Regions from separate parts of the Homo sapiens genome. Here region 1 is linked to region 2. The links are chromatin loops, found by intact Hi-C in ENCODE. Cell type or tissue: heart right ventricle. All regions are shown on one strand. Each heading gives the region's core, and the rest is flanking DNA. Links, peaks and the distances in the headings are about the cores only. Region 1 overlaps LOC105378438 (a long non-coding RNA gene). Region 2 has its middle 23 kb from the start of SLC35G1.

What was found. Peaks named below come from ENCODE experiments on the same cell type or tissue, not always from the same donor. Only the 100,000 strongest peaks of a DNase experiment are listed, where the experiment ranks them.
Region 1: a loop joins it to region 2, with 3.0 times the contacts of the local background. A loop is called at or near these places in 6 of 110 quality-filtered maps.

What each region holds. Positions count from the first base shown.
Region 1 is chr10:93,990,297-93,993,109 of GRCh38, reverse strand. All of the region lies in intron 3 of LOC105378438 (a long non-coding RNA gene), which reads right to left. Among named protein-coding and RNA genes, the nearest start is that of PLCE1, 2.2 kb to the left of the region's middle. In heart right ventricle, for the core only: no CTCF peak of the experiment used is centred there; a DNase peak (open chromatin) is centred at 1,079; H3K27ac peaks cover 2,258 bases.
Region 2 is chr10:93,915,132-93,917,944 of GRCh38, reverse strand. No RefSeq gene overlaps it. Among named protein-coding and RNA genes, the nearest start is that of SLC35G1, 23 kb to the right of the region's middle. In heart right ventricle, for the core only: a CTCF peak has its summit at 1,205 (motif pointing left); no DNase peak of the experiment used is centred there; H3K4me3 peaks cover 446 bases.

The sequences.
Region 1 (2,813 bases), core at 9-2,508, 75 kb before region 2:
CATCCGATCAGGACCCATTCCTGTGGCCCATATCGCCTCCCACTGTCCTCTCCCTTGGACCAAATCAATCCTTCAAACCACCGCTGTATTATTCTTCCTTTTTTACAACTTTAATCTATGCAGAAAACTTCACTGGCTCCCTATTGCCCTCCAAACTAACTCTCCATGGCTGTGTAACCCAGCATGCCCTGGCTAATAAGGATCACCCAACAGAATGTCTCTCCCACTCTAGCTCTGTACCTGAACTTAAGCTGAGCCTTCTACCTGGAGCATCTCCTCCCACACACTTTCCTCCTGCTCATGTTTGACCCTTTCTTTCGGGTCCCTCTTAAAAGTGATCTCTCCTTCTTGGAGGCTCCAGAACACAGGAGAGGTTGGAGCAAGAAAGCACAGGAGGCCCAAAGAATCCTGCTGTTAAGAAAAATCTGCCAGTCTGGTCCTTAAACTGTCTTGCTGTTTTCTCACCACTAGGACTTTAATGAAAACTAACATGATTGCCTCCCTGGAGAGCTGATTTCAGAAAGGTCTCTGCAGAGGGCTCTAAAGAAATTCTTTGTTCCTTAAGATCTTGGCATTTTAGCACTAGGACAGTGAGAAGTGGTAATTTACTCAATCCCTGAGGCTATGTTATCCTGAACAAGTAAATAAAGGGCTGAGGAAAGAGGTAGCATCACTGACAATAAACAAGGTAGGCTATTTATTTAATATACAGTATTATATTATGGTTTTATAATTCATTTAATGATCAAATAATATCAAACTTCATCCATCACCTGGCACCCCCAAAGACTTTTTTTTTTTAATTTGGCACATGGGAATAGATAGCTACAAACTGGTAGATGCACAAGCAGTTAACATTGAATCCTCCAAATGAGTCATTGCATGATTAGTAAGCAAGGCAAATCTAGGTCCGTTGAGCAGGAAAGTTATCCAAGTGTGATAATCACTGTGGCCCCATCCCTAGAAAGGGGCGCCTTCCTCAAATCTTTGCAAAGAGAGCAGGTCCAGATCAGTGTCCTTTGCTCGCCCCATGGCTCCCTCTCTAAACGAGATTGGAGGGAAGTCGTGTCCCCGAGGCTGCCTCACCACATTGGAATGTCTGAGCTAACAGTACTTCCAGAGTGTTCATTGCTCCTCTGAACAGCACTGCCCAGACTTTCTGGAGATTTTAATTCACTCCCCAACCTCGCCAACAGTTGCACACAAGGTGCCTTTTTTACACCCTGCTCTCTGTTCAGTGAAACACACAGACCATCTCAGGGGAACAATGGCTCCATTCAAGACTTTTTCAGAAGTGCACCATATAACCTCCACTCTGTGGGCTGCTGCCAGCCATTATCTAGAGGAAGAAAGACTGTCAGATAAAGCGCCTGAGAATTGGGAAAGCACTGGATAATTTCCATGGAAAATTCAGCTTCAGTAAACTAAGTTATGCATCTCTTTATACAAGACCATTCTGCATAGACAACAACAACAGCCCCAAGAAACAATCCTGTGGAGACTTTATTTCAGTAAAGTGCATCTATGTTTGAAATTTCAGAAGAAAACACACATGTCTTTTGAGCTTATTACATTACATACTGGTCTCCAGTCAATGGAAATTGATTTAAATACATGATAAACATAGAGACTAGGGAATTTAAGTAGTAAAATTATTTTAAGAAACGGAACCATCTTCCCTCTTTCTTTCTGCCTCCCCTATCCTGTAATTTTCAGAAAGGAGGTGGGGGCAGTGGTCTCTGACTTCATGGTGGTGGTTGCCAACAAGAGGCCCCACACCCTCTACTGCACATATTACAGAAGAAGGATTGGCGCTTTGCCACACTCAACAAGCCAGCCATCAGTTAACCCGTTCATAAACAAACCATTAGTTTGGGAACTGAGTAGTCAGTGTGGGCACCATTGACTAATGCATTGATCTTTGTCAAACAGCTGCTGATCGTCAAACAGAGGAATTTGCCAACAGACATCTGGGTAGCACAAAGGCCAAGGAAGGACTGAAGGAACAAGGCAGCCCTCAGCTTTTGCAGTTGCCATTTTCTCCCTTTCAAAGTCACTGCATCAAACTGTACCGGGCTTACTAGCTGTCTGCAAATAGACTAGCAAGTTCAGATGGTGAGCAGAGAGCCAAAAACACACTTCCTAGAGTTGTCTTGTATGTGAGGTTAGATGTACTAAGGCAGTTTGAGGTTGATGAAAAACAACCAGCTTGTTAAAGCTGTAGGTATCTCTACCTGTGTGACATGGTTAGGAGTGAGGGTCCCCAGGGAACAGTAAGCAAAGCAGGGAAAGATGATCTTAAACATCCTCTCTCAGCGCAGCCGGTGTTAGGGGAACAGAATTTGGTGTGGGACCACTTGAGTTGGATGCTCAGATCCACCCCCAAGTTGTGAGCCCTCGGACAGGTTACTTATCTCACTGTGCCTCATTTTCCTCTAGATAAATTGTACCTACCTGATATGGTTTGGCTGTGTCCCCACCCAAATCTCAAATTGTAGTTCCCATAATTCCCCCGTTGTTGGAGGGACCCAGTGAGAGGTAATTGAATCGTGAGGATGGGCCTTTCCCATGCTGTTCTCATGACAGTGAATAAGTCTCACGAGATCTGATGGTTTTATAAAGGGGAGTTTTCCTGCACATGCTCTTTCTGTCTTGCCTGCTGCCATGTAAGCTGTGACTTTGTTCCTCCTTGCCTTCTGCCATGATTGTGAGGCCTCCCTAGCCAAGTGGAACTGTGATTCCATTAAATCTCTTTTTCTTTATAAATTACCCAGTCTTGGGTATGCTTTATGAGCAGCGTGAGAACAGACTAA
Region 2 (2,813 bases), core at 115-2,614:
CTCCCACTGAATCATAAATTCTTTTAGGACAGCCCACTGTCTTTCCTTTACACTCCCCTTCTCCTAGTCCAAAACGGAGTGCCCTGTTCATAAGAATGGTTCACTAAGAGTTTAAAAAGGAATGATTGGGGCAAAATCAACTTAAACAACATGGATCCTAGATTTTGCTGGTAGTCAGACCCTGACTAGAGTCAGTTTCCTTGGAATAATGAACTAAGGCAGGAACACAGCAGAGTGCCCCATACAGGCCTAAGTTAGAACCTGGTCCTACCACTCATTAACTGGGTGATCCGGGACAAATTAACCTCTCAACCCCACTCCCCCTCATTCTTCAGATACTTCATCTCAAAAAATGAGGAACATAGAAATTCCTGGCTCTTAGAGCTCTTAGGAGGATTAAATCAGAGAATGGAGTTGGTGCAGAATGTACCAGTTAATAAGCGCTCAAAATAGCTGTAATACATGTTGTCATATATCTTCAATATATCAAACCTCTGAATAATTTGCCAGGTTTGCAAACTGTTTTCCTAATCTCTTTCTGCCTTATGCAGGCAAACCTCAGTTTAAAAAAAGGAAAGAGGGTGTTGAAGGAGAGCTGATGGGAATTGTTTCTCAGCTCCTTCACCCTGATTTTAGAACTTTGATCTACCTCTGAAGCCAGGAAAACCTGCACCTCCCCCACTCCAGGATGGAGGACAGAACACATGACCTCTGCTTTACTTCGCCATCGGCTCTATGTACCGCGACTCCCTCTCCGATTCTAGTAGTCCCTAGCTCAGTGCCTGGCGTAGGGTGGCGCGCAACAGTCTGCACAGTTGAGTTGCTTAAATCCCCACGTCCCTTCTCACGAATGGACTCTGGGCAGAGTTGCTTACTTCTGTACCTGCCTGCTTGCATCTTAGAGATCATTTTTGTTCTGCAGACTCTAAAGCTCTTCCTCTGATTCCTATCAGAGCATAACTCAATCACAAAGATTTCAGGGCGGACTATTCCATATGCATTGATTATTTGTCGGTTCACTTAGTAAACATTTATTCAATGCCTACTGTGCTTTTTAAAAAAAGAAGAGCACATGTTTAGCTATAGAAGAACTTGTTTGCTTTTTTCCCCCTCAGATCCTTTAAACTCCGGTGAGGTTACCTTTCTCTTTTTGAGGCTTTAAAATAATGTCTGACTATAGTGACATCTACTGGTAAAACTGAGCTCTAAGCCAAGGGAATCATAAGCACCTAGCCTGTTATTTTGACAGTTCTTTTTTCCCTAAGTGTGGTCCAGGCGGATGTCCAAATCAACATTCTTTGATAATAAGAACTACTAAACCACTTCATTAAAGTCACTTTCCTGCTAATGATTTCTGAATCTTAAAAGCTGTTCTGTTTAAAATACTACCGCTATCCTTGCTGAAAAATCACAGACCAAGATGCCAGGCAGCCTTTTGAAAGGACCATACTTAAGAAAGTGCACAGAACCTTAGAAAGATATTGCATTAAAGTAACTCATATTGAATTGAATGGCTGCAAGCCCTGGCTAACACAGCATTGCTATGAACTGATGGATTCCAGGACATTTCAGTTCACGAATGAATTATTATTTAAAAGTTAATTTGTATGCCATGTGGCAGATACGATAACAAAGAGATGAGGTCACCGGATTCTTCTATTAAAGAAGTCATTGGTCAGGTTTAGGATTTTATTTTACACATAATGAAGTATTCAGTTGTTAAATTCTCAAGGTATCCATCAACAGGACATTTAACACAACATAAATACTGTGCATTTGCTGAAAAGAAAAGCAGGAAGGAATAAGAAATAATGCTTTTATAATATTAGTAAATTATATTTTCTAAAATGGAAAAATAAAGCTTTTTTAAGAATAGATTTTTAATTACCTTGAATTCTGGGAGAGAAACAACTATATAATTCTCCAGTAATTTGTTGCTAGCTTGCAAAATGTTAACTACGTCTGCTGGTGCCAATGAGTTTTATCAATCAAGATGCGTTTGGCTAGATGTCCTCATGGCAGCAAGAGGCTGAAGCAGCTCTAGCACCACCTCCTTACACAAACAGAAAACACTCTTCAGAAGCCTCATTGTGAGAACAAGCAACTCTTTCCCAGAGGTGTTGCCTGCAGACTGCCTCTCACGTATCATTGGTCAGAACTGGTTACTTTGCCCCTTTCTAAGCCAATCACTGGCAAGAGGATTGGAATGTTTGGTTTAGAGACTAATTGAAATTCACCCCTACCTTAGCCCCTCCTCTGGGTTTGGGTTGGGTGCACTTTCATCAGCGCGTGGCACGAGAACTTAAAACTGGGGAGATTCAAGCAAGGAAAAAGGGAGGAGGTTGAATTTGGGTAAGGAAACAATGGTGTCTACTACAATCAAGAGGTGAATGTGTGGGGAGGATAATGAGGCAGATGTGGGTCTCTAGAAATCTGCGTCGGATGGGAAGAACGAGGGTGCCAACCCAAGAGAAATGCTGGAGCGAGAGAAATGTTTGTTTGATTTTGTTTGGTGTGAATATAGAAGAGATCTGAACATATCTATAAGCAGAAGAGGGGTCAGTAGAAATGAAGAGTTTGAGAACTCAGAAAAACAAGTTCCCGGAGCAGATGAGAAAGAATGGAATCTCCAGTCAGGTACCAGACTTTGGGATTTGGAAGACCAAATTTCAAAAAAATGGCTGAGTCCATCAGAAAATTGCCAACTTTTAATTTCTTTGATCAGGGGCTTTAAAAAAAAAGTTAACAATTCTTAATTAAAGTTACTTTCGATTACAATTAATTGAAGGTAATCACAATTAATTTCCATTTAT